2 separate regions of the Homo sapiens genome follow, and region 2 is linked to region 1. Evidence: read pairs that join two places in POLR2A ChIA-PET (ENCODE). Cell type or tissue: MCF 10A. All regions are shown on one strand. Region 1 overlaps COMMD1 (copper metabolism domain containing 1). Region 2 overlaps B3GNT2 (UDP-GlcNAc:betaGal beta-1,3-N-acetylglucosaminyltransferase 2).

Region 1 (5,000 bases):
TCGGTGTTGTATCTAATAATTCTTTGCTAACCAAAGCTTTCAAAGAGTTCTCTTCTGTTTGTTTTTTTCTATAAGCTTTACAATTTTAGCTTTTACTTTTTGTCTTTGATTCATTTTGAGTTTGTGTGTGTGTGAATTACAATTTTAATGCATTCTCAATAGGGACAAGAATTGATATTTTTTTTGAGATGGAGTTTTGCTCTTGTCACCTGGGCTGGAGTGTGACGGCACGACCTCGGCTCACTGCAACCTCCGCCTCCTGGGTTCAAGTGATTCTCCTGCCTCAGCCTCCCTAGTAGCTGGGATTACAGGCGCCCACCACCACGCCAGGCTAATTTTTTGTATTTTTAGTAAAGACGGGGTTTCACCGTGTTAGCCAGGCTGGTCTTGAACTCCTGACCTCAGGTGATCTGCCCGCCTTGGCCTCCCAAAGTGCTGGGATCACAGGCATGAGCCACCATGCCTGGCCTGATTCTTAGGGAATGAAAGAATATTACTGTTTTTACATATAAAGCACGGGTATATGTAGCACATAAACAGATACACAGTTTATCTGTGGTATTACCGTTTCATGAGGGAAGGCACAATTAGGTTGAAAATGTCTAGAAAGGTTCCTTAGGGGTGCAACAATGAAAAGTTGAGAAACAAGGTCTAATTTATACTCTGAATGTTGGTACACAATTGTCCCAGTCCCATTTGTCCAAGAGACTATCCTTTCTCCCATTGAATTGCCTTATCAGCTTTGTTGAAAATCAGTTGGTTGTTTATTTCTGGACTGTGAATTCTGTTCCACAGATCTGTATCAGACAACTTGGTTATAATATCACATATAGTAGATAGAATAATTGTTCAGATGCATTAAATGTTAGCACCTCAAAATTAATTCCTTGTAAAATTTTTTTTTTTTTTGGAGATGGAGTCTCGCTCTGTTGCCCAGGCTGGAGTGCAGTGGCGTGATCTTGACTCACTGCAACCTCTGCCTCCCAGGTTCAAGCAATTTTCCTGCCTCAGCCTTGAGAGTAGCTGGGATTACAGGTGCGCACCACCACGCCTGGCTAATTTTTTGTATTTTTGGTAGAGATGGGGTTTCACCATGTTGGCCAGGCTGGTCTCAAACTCCTGACCTCGTGATCCGTCCATCTTGGCCTCCCAAAGTGCTGGGATTACAGGCATGAGCCACTGTGTTCAGCCCCATGTAACTTTTACTTGAAAGAAAGCGCATAGTTTTTTTTGTTTGTTTGTTTTGTTTTTTGCGATGGGGTCTCGCTCTGTCGCCAGGCTGGTATGCAGTGGTGCGATATCAGCTCACTGCAACCTTTGCCTCCCGAGTTCAAGCAATTTCCCTGCCTCAGCCTCCCAAGTAGCTGGGACCACAGATGCATGCCACCATGCCCAGCTAACTTTTTGTGTTTTAGTAGAGATGGGGTTTCACCAGGTTGGCCAGGATGGTCTCGAACTCCTGACCTCAAGTGATCCACCCGCCTCGGCCTCCCAAAGTGCTGGGATTATAGGCGTGAGCCACCACGCCCGGCAAGAAGGTGCATAGTTTTAATTGAAGGAAGATGGATGCGTGTGTGTGTGTGTGTGTGTGTGTGTGTGTGTGTAAAATCTTTTTAAGAGATGTGGTCTCGCTTGTTGCCCAAGAATGCAGTGGGGTGTTTATAGCTCACTGCAGCCTTGAACTCCCACCTCAGCCTTCTGAGTAGCAGGGATTACAGGTGTAGGTTTATAACCTGCTTCATAGGAGATTTTGGGGGTGGTTTGTGAGAGTGGTCTTTCTGCTTCTGTTTTCTAAAATGCCTAGATGACATATTTTGGGGTAGCACTTCCTGTACCCCATCAATTCCATGAAACTATATAGCTTTATAACTGTAAAATATTGCCATCTAATTTGAATAAAGTCCTATCTTTTCCATATAAGGATAGAATTTTCAGTCTTTTTTGTGACTGTGGTTTTCTGTTTTTTGCCAAAGATGCTTAACTCAGTTTTTGGATTGACCCCATTGCTGGTTAAGTTGGAATCTGCAGAAATTAACGTTAGCCGTAAAGTCTTTGTCTCCTTTTTTTCATTACAAAAAAAATTATGTGGCAATAGTCTATAAAATCTTTGTCTTAAAGACAAATCAACAAGAGGAAACTTATAAAGAAAGGAAAAGGACATGCCACCCGCTGGTGTTTTACTGAGTTTCTTTGACGTAAAAACACAAGCAAACTATTCTTTTTATTTTAGGAATTTGAGTTTATTGTTAAATCCATTCTCTAATAAACCAAACTCTTTTCTTCATTCCTGTTAAGAGTTGTAAATAAAGATTTGCAAAGCATTATTTGCCCTTGGAAAAGCAGAGAACTACTCATGGAATAACCCTAAGTGAGGGAAAGAGGAAAAAAAAATGTTTCTTGAGTGCCTACAGTGTGCTTAGTACTATTGCATGCTTTAGAATATTTTCTTATTTGAATCTTGTGACTGTCATTTAAGATTAGTATTATTAGCTGCTTTTGAAAACGGATGAAATGAAGGCTCATTTTAAGTTCAGGGGTACATGTGCAGGTTTGTTATATAGGTAAACTTGTGTCATGGGGGTTTGTTATACAGATTATTTCATCACCCAGGTATTAAGCCTAGTACCTTTTAGTTATTTTTCCTGATCCTCTTTCTCCTCCCACTCTCTACCCTCTGACAGGCCCCAGCATGCGTTGTTCCTTTCTTTGTGTCCACAAACCCCGTTTTCTGTATTGTGGTTTCTTTCTTTCCTTTTTTTTTTTTTTGAGATGAAGTTTTGCTCTTGTTGCCCAGGCTGGAGTGCAGGGGCGCGATCTCAGCTCACCACAACCTCTGCCTCCTGGGTTCAAGCTATTCTCCTGCCTCAGCCTCCCGAGTAGCTGGGATTACAGGCATGTGCCATCACGTCTGGCTAATTTTTGAATTTTTAGTAGAGACAAAGTTTCACCGTATTGGCCAGGCTGCTCTTGAACTCCTGACCTCAAATGATCCACCCGCCTTGGCCTCCCAAAGTGCTGGGATTACAGATGTGAGGTACCTTGCCTGGCCACAAATGTTTATTTTTATTTAATACACAGTCATAATGTATGAATTATCTGATTTTTGTACTCACATGTAGACAATTCTACCATAGATTTTCTGGGAACAGACCTTATTTTCATTATCCTGCTGTCAGAATGTGTTAGATCATAAATGTTTGGTTTTATAAATTTATATATTTTTATGTTTCTATAGTTTTAGTAGTTTTTTTAGAGAAAACTTTTTTCATAGTATTTATTTATAATGACTTTAATATTGTATAGTCATACCATATTGTTTAGTAGACAGTTGGATTGTTTCTAGACTTTCTTGTTGATAGTACTTCAGTTCGTGCTTTTGTACAGTTTTTGCATCTGTTGAGTTATTTATTCGGGCCTTTTCTCAGAGGTGGGGTTATTAGATTAAAGGCCGCGAACACTGATTTTATTTTGTCATGTTGCTTTCCATGCAGATTTTTTACTTTATACTTAACTCATTGTACTAGTTTTACTGCTCTTAGTTAGCATTGTTTGTTTATTTTTGCTCATTTAGTTATAAATAGTGACTTAAGAGTGTTTACATCTCCTTTTGTTTTATTACTGTTTACGATGGTTTCACCATGTGCTTATTATTTGTACATTCTCTCATGTGAATTGTCTTTTCGTATCATTTGCGTATGTATGCATGGAAATCTTGATATGTTATATAAAAATAATGATATTAGCCTTTTTTCAGTAACTTGTAAAGATTATCAGGAAAGGAAATAATGCTAGGACAAGGAAAGGAAGGTCCATGTTCAATGGAAACCTTAATAGTATATATAGCTATGAATACTGGAGAAAGAAAATTTTTATTTTTAGGAAATAATACGTGAGTAACAGGAATAAAAGGGGAGGCACTTAATATTTATTGAAACCCTAGTTAGTTTTAAACCTTAGGGCAGGCATTTTATAAATGTAATTTTATTTAATTTTTATAAGACTACTAGCTAGATATTTCCCCATTTTACAGATAAGTAAACTGAGACAGAAAAATTAAGCAACTTTTCCAAAGACACACATCTTGTTCATAAAAGCTCTATTACTGAATTGGCTAATTGCTTCATGGCTGTGACATATTACCCATAATCCACATATTTTGAATCTGGAAACTCATGTCCTTTAATTATGTTGGGAATGAAGTTTTTGGTGTTGCAAAAAAAGAATTAACGCCGTGACAAATGATCTCTCAGCAAGGTGAGCTTTACTTTTTGCAGAAAGGGTGCTACTCAAAGCTGTCCAGCCACGAGAGCACACCAAACAAAGGAGCCAGTTATTTATAACCTGACACGTCTACCCTACTGCTGTGTCCAGTTTCCATTGGCTGGAATAGGACCTCACATTTTACACTTTACCCGATTGGCTGTTAGTTTAAAACTTTTTTAATTGGGTAAGGGGAACAGAACAAAGAAAAGGAAGTTGCCCAGGGATAGTTAAGGAAGCTTCTCCAAATAAGGAATGGCATGGACTATGGACTGGGGCTTGTCTAGTTTTGTCCAGGCGTGCCAGAGCAAGCTAGGACAGCTGATTTGGAATATATGTGTGTGTGTGTGTGTGTGTACACACACACTGTAATAGTGGATAGCAATCTTATAGTAAGAAATTGTGACTTTTTATAATCTTTGAAGAAGAACTTTCCCATTTCTCACAATCCCTTCTCTTTTTACTTTATACTTCTTCTTCAAATTTGTTTAGCATGTTTTGACTTTGTTGTTTGGCCTGATCCTCTGGAAGGAGCAGTCTTTCTGAATACAGTGGCGGGGGAGTTGGGGATAGATTAGTAAGGGTAGTACTGACGAGTTTCTGCACTAACCTTCGAGTACAAGGTATAATACACCAACAAGAAGGAGTATACTTAATACAGTAGCTAAGGAGGTGAGAACTGAAGCGATAGTTTCCTTTCATCTGCCAAACTAACTCTTTTACCAGTTTGAAATGGGGTT
Region 2 (5,000 bases), 270 kb after region 1:
ATGAGTAATAGTACCTAAGGATAAATTCCCAGTTGAATTAACCTGATAAGAAAATCTTCAGCTCTTTATAGAACATTGCCATCCCACTTTTTTGGGCTATCTTTTAATGTCACCTTGGTTTAAATGTTCATTCTTGTATAGGTCATCCATGTCAATAGTGTTAGAACCTTGGATATCCCCAGCAAACCATCTCATTACTCATTCTTTATTCTTCCATTGCCCACAGCCTGAAATCTTTTGATATTTCACTAAAATATCATTTGTATTTCCCTTTTTGCTACAAACAATAGAGATCTTAAATATACACTTCAGGTTTGACATATGCATACATCCGTGGAGCCTTCATCAGGATCAAGACCTACATGGTACATTTCTGTACCCCAGGAAGTTCCTTCCTATCCTTCTCTAAGCCCACCACCTCCATCACTTTCAGATTTCTAGAACCTAAATTCATTTTGCCTGTTCTTGAAGTTAATATAAATGAAAATTTGGGTCTGGCCTTCATTCACAATGTAATGTTGTAATGTTTCATCCACAATAGTTTCCCTTTCTATTGCCGAGGGGATATACCATTGTATGCAGATGCCACAGTTTGATCATCTGTTCTGTTGATATTGGGCTGTTGCCAGTTCTTGGCTATTGGGATAAAGCTGTCCTGAGTCTGCTTTCATTTTCTCTGTCTGAGATGCTCTGTGGTTCCTGTCTCCTGCTTCCTAGCCCTGCAACCTTGGGCAAGTGTCTTAATCTCTCTGCTTTGGTTTCCTTATCTGTAAAATGGTAGGTTGGAAAATAACTCAGGGTTGGGACTAACATTAAAAAAAAGAGAGAGAGATAGGGTCAGACATGCCTATAATCCCAGCACTTTGGGAGGCTGAGGTGGGAGGATCACCTTAGGTTGGGAGTTTGAGCCCAGCCTGAGCAACGTAACCAGTCCCTGTTTCTACATTTTAAAATCTCAAAGTTTTTCAAATGAAATAGAAGAGAACTTGAGAGTGAATGACATGGAACTGCACACAATGCGTCACACATGTAAATAGAGTTTTGTGTATGTATGTGTATACTAAACACAGTATAAAAATGTATTTGTTATAATTTAGGCAAATCGGTTTGCCAAGCACTGTATGTGCCATTGTAAGCAAGGAAGTTGAACTCTCCTGAGGTTATTTAGTAATAGGTATTTCTAGCTTCAGCATGTCTCAAACAGTCACTTACATAGTGCTTGCTGTGAGCCACGCGCTATTTTAAAAGCTTTCCATATAACATCATATACTCACAACCATCCTTTGAAGTGGGCTTGATTCCCATTTTATATATGGAGAAGTTGAGACAGGGACTATCCCACTTGCCCATGATCACAAAGCTAGAAAGGAAGGGCCAAGATTTGAACCTAGGCAGTGCAAGTGTAGAGTCTTTGCTGTAAACCACTATTCCTGGGGAGACAGGTAAAATAAATTGTATGTGCAAATGCAAATTGATAAGTAATTGATACAATACTCCACCCCTTTATTCCAGATATGAGAAATGAGTGTTGGACGTCGAAGAATAAAGTTGTTGGGTATCCTGATGATGGCAAATGTCTTCATTTATTTTATTATGGAAGTCTCCAAAAGCAGTAGCCAAGAAAAAAATGGAAAAGGGGAAGTAATAATACCCAAAGAGAAGTTCTGGAAGATATCTACCCCTCCCGAGGCATACTGGAACCGAGAGCAAGAGAAGCTGAACCGGCAGTACAACCCCATCCTGAGCATGCTGACCAACCAGACGGGGGAGGCGGGCAGGCTCTCCAATATAAGCCATCTGAACTACTGCGAACCTGACCTGAGGGTCACGTCGGTGGTTACGGGTTTTAACAACTTGCCGGACAGATTTAAAGACTTTCTGCTGTATTTGAGATGCCGCAATTATTCACTGCTTATAGATCAGCCGGATAAGTGTGCAAAGAAACCTTTCTTGTTGCTGGCGATTAAGTCCCTCACTCCACATTTTGCCAGAAGGCAAGCAATCCGGGAATCCTGGGGCCAAGAAAGCAACGCAGGGAACCAAACGGTGGTGCGAGTCTTCCTGCTGGGCCAGACACCCCCAGAGGACAACCACCCCGACCTTTCAGATATGCTGAAATTTGAGAGTGAGAAGCACCAAGACATTCTTATGTGGAACTACAGAGACACTTTCTTCAACTTGTCTCTGAAGGAAGTGCTGTTTCTCAGGTGGGTAAGTACTTCCTGCCCAGACACTGAGTTTGTTTTCAAGGGCGATGACGATGTTTTTGTGAACACCCATCACATCCTGAATTACTTGAATAGTTTATCCAAGACCAAAGCCAAAGATCTCTTCATAGGTGATGTGATCCACAATGCTGGACCTCATCGGGATAAGAAGCTGAAGTACTACATCCCAGAAGTTGTTTACTCTGGCCTCTACCCACCCTATGCAGGGGGAGGGGGGTTCCTCTACTCCGGCCACCTGGCCCTGAGGCTGTACCATATCACTGACCAGGTCCATCTCTACCCCATTGATGACGTTTATACTGGAATGTGCCTTCAGAAACTCGGCCTCGTTCCAGAGAAACACAAAGGCTTCAGGACATTTGATATCGAGGAGAAAAACAAAAATAACATCTGCTCCTATGTAGATCTGATGTTAGTACATAGTAGAAAACCTCAAGAGATGATTGATATTTGGTCTCAGTTGCAGAGTGCTCATTTAAAATGCTAAAATAGATACAAACTCAATTTTGCATAGAAAGGTGTATTTTGAATAGTTCCCATGTTGTGTTCTCACATTAGAGTAATTTCTATATTAAACCATGAAAATTGCCTTTATGAGTGATACCCATTTGAGGGCCTCTAAACCCTTCAATTTGGTACTCACGTGAAGAGGGAAAGCGGAAGATGGTAATTTTTTTTTATGGATGATATGGCAGGATGATTGGTTCTGATCTTACCGGCTAGTGGTCATTTTTAAAAAACTTGTACCCTCTTATCTGAAATCCTGTTTCTGGAATTTGGCCATTTTAAGTGATTTTGTTTGCCCTCTTCTATAATATTCCTACTTCCCATAATAATGACTGATTTATTTGTAATTCAGGTATTTATAAACCTATTGGCTACAAAGACTTTGTTAAACATTATCCAGTGGTTTTCGTGAAATGGAATTATGTTTATTTTTATGGGATTTGGGTAAATTTTAAATTGTCTAGAAAACTGAAATTTCAGTTGTCAGTTGTGGAATTCAGTTTTTCAATTGTGGAAATTTCCTGCCACCCCAACAGTATTTTTGTGTGTTAATTAATTTTGCAAAATGAGAATCATGGTGTGACACTCATCTAATTTATCTTGTTGTGATGTTATGGTCATAATAAGGAGAAAGAGGGTTTAATTTTTCTTGTATTTGGTTTCCTGGTGGTATCATAGTGTAATTTTAGTATTTGAAAATCAGTGTGATTCCTTAATGGCCAACTGAAGATTGAATTGCCGCTAACAACCATATCGTGTTAGTGAATTTTCAATATGGACCAGGAAGGCATATGTATTTTGAACTTGAGTGAAAAGGTTGAAGTTACAGACTTTTGCATAGATGGTTTGTCAATTTAAAATTCCAGAATTTATTATTGCCATATTTTCACATGCTGCTTATACAAGATTATTATTGAGTAGTAACTGCTTCCCTGTCTATGTAGAAGTGCCTGTGTTTTTATTTATTGTTCAGATCAAAGACCAAAACATTTTCTTAAATATATTTTATGTAATATTTTATTTGTATACAGTGTTGTTGATGAAATATTTAACTAGAGCATGATATTTTAAATGTTAAGGTGTAACATATGTTAAATAAAACTGTTATTTTTGAATTTTAAAATTTGTTTTTTGGGGGTATGAACTACTAGAGTTTAAAATTCTGCCAAACTATTACTTATATGTACTATTGTGTAACATACTTTCTTGAAATATTTTTGTTTATAGAATTGAAGGTTCTTATCAGATGGGATACTGGGGACTATAAACAATGGAAATAAAGCCACTGTATTTTTAATTTTTTGTGTAATGTGTAATCTATAATCCTTTTGTTTCCCATATTTGAGAACATTTTTCCCTGAAAGAGGCCAGTTTCCTCCCCAGAAACCATTACAGTAGTGTTGAACTATCACTGTCTCTCAGTGCGTCATCCATCTTTGCATTTAAAATCCCCAAAGTGCTTTCCCATTTAAAGTCTTTAAAGAAAAGTGAGAATATTTATTTATGCTTCCATTTTCAGTGAGTATAAATAATTTAATTAGGGAGTGGTGTGGCATTGTAAAGATTGTGTTATCCTAAGCCATTTCTATTTTGGAGTTTGTAGCCACAAAGATGAAATATAGAATCAGCCTTGACTACTCAATTTCCTTTCATAGACCCATGTTGAGAAGACACTACTAACGTCCAGTGGGAAACAAGTAGACAATTGATGAAGCTCAAAAAACAGAAGGGTTAGTGTTGTAAGAGCAAACAGTCTAATCCTGTTTGGAATGTGGAAGCCATTTCTGAGCAAGTATGAGGACACAGGTGCTTGATTTGAGATTGAAGACTGTTTTCAGCCTGGTCTTCCTGAAGGTTTCCTGGGGCCTGCATCTGCCTTCTACTCCCATGGCTGCTAGCACACACCTCCCAGAGGGCCATATTGCCACATTATGGCTAGAGAAGAGTAAAGAAGAAAAGAAGCTCTGAGAACATTCACAGGTAATTGGATCACATTTGCATTTGTCCAAAAAACCTGACCACGCATTCTCAGGTAATAGGTTTCTCCTCTCAGAGGAATTTCAATTTTTTTTCTTGTTAGAGATTCCCCTTCTCTGAGGTTTCAAGTCTCTTGTAGAGAAAGAAGAGATGGAGCAGGTTTTGAATGAGGTGTGGAGGGCCACTGGGGGGCCTTTTGTGAGCCTTCAGTCCACATGTGTGCTGTTGTTTGAACATGAGTTCTTGGTGCTGATGACATTTGGATGAGATGATCTCTGGCCCTTCTTC

The links. Peaks named below come from ENCODE experiments on the same cell type or tissue, not always from the same donor. Only the 100,000 strongest peaks of a DNase experiment are listed, where the experiment ranks them.
Region 2: POLR2A ChIA-PET joins it to region 1 with 5 read pairs; 2 of 35 experiments call an interaction of 5 or more read pairs at or near these places.

The regions. Positions count from the first base shown.
Region 1 is chr2:61,955,518-61,960,517 of GRCh38, forward strand. The region is part of intron 1 of COMMD1 (copper metabolism domain containing 1); the gene reads left to right. Among named protein-coding and RNA genes, the nearest start is that of COMMD1, 52 kb to the left of the region's middle. In MCF 10A, no CTCF peak of the experiment used is centred here; a DNase peak (open chromatin) is centred at 2,704.
Region 2 is chr2:62,220,700-62,225,699 of GRCh38, forward strand. It overlaps B3GNT2 (UDP-GlcNAc:betaGal beta-1,3-N-acetylglucosaminyltransferase 2), which reads left to right. Exons shown (of 2, transcript NM_006577.6): 2 at 1,513-4,032. The coding sequence starts at 1,522. The coding sequence ends at 2,715. Among named protein-coding and RNA genes, the nearest start is that of MIR5192, 17 kb to the left of the region's middle. In MCF 10A, no CTCF peak of the experiment used is centred here; no DNase peak of the experiment used is centred here.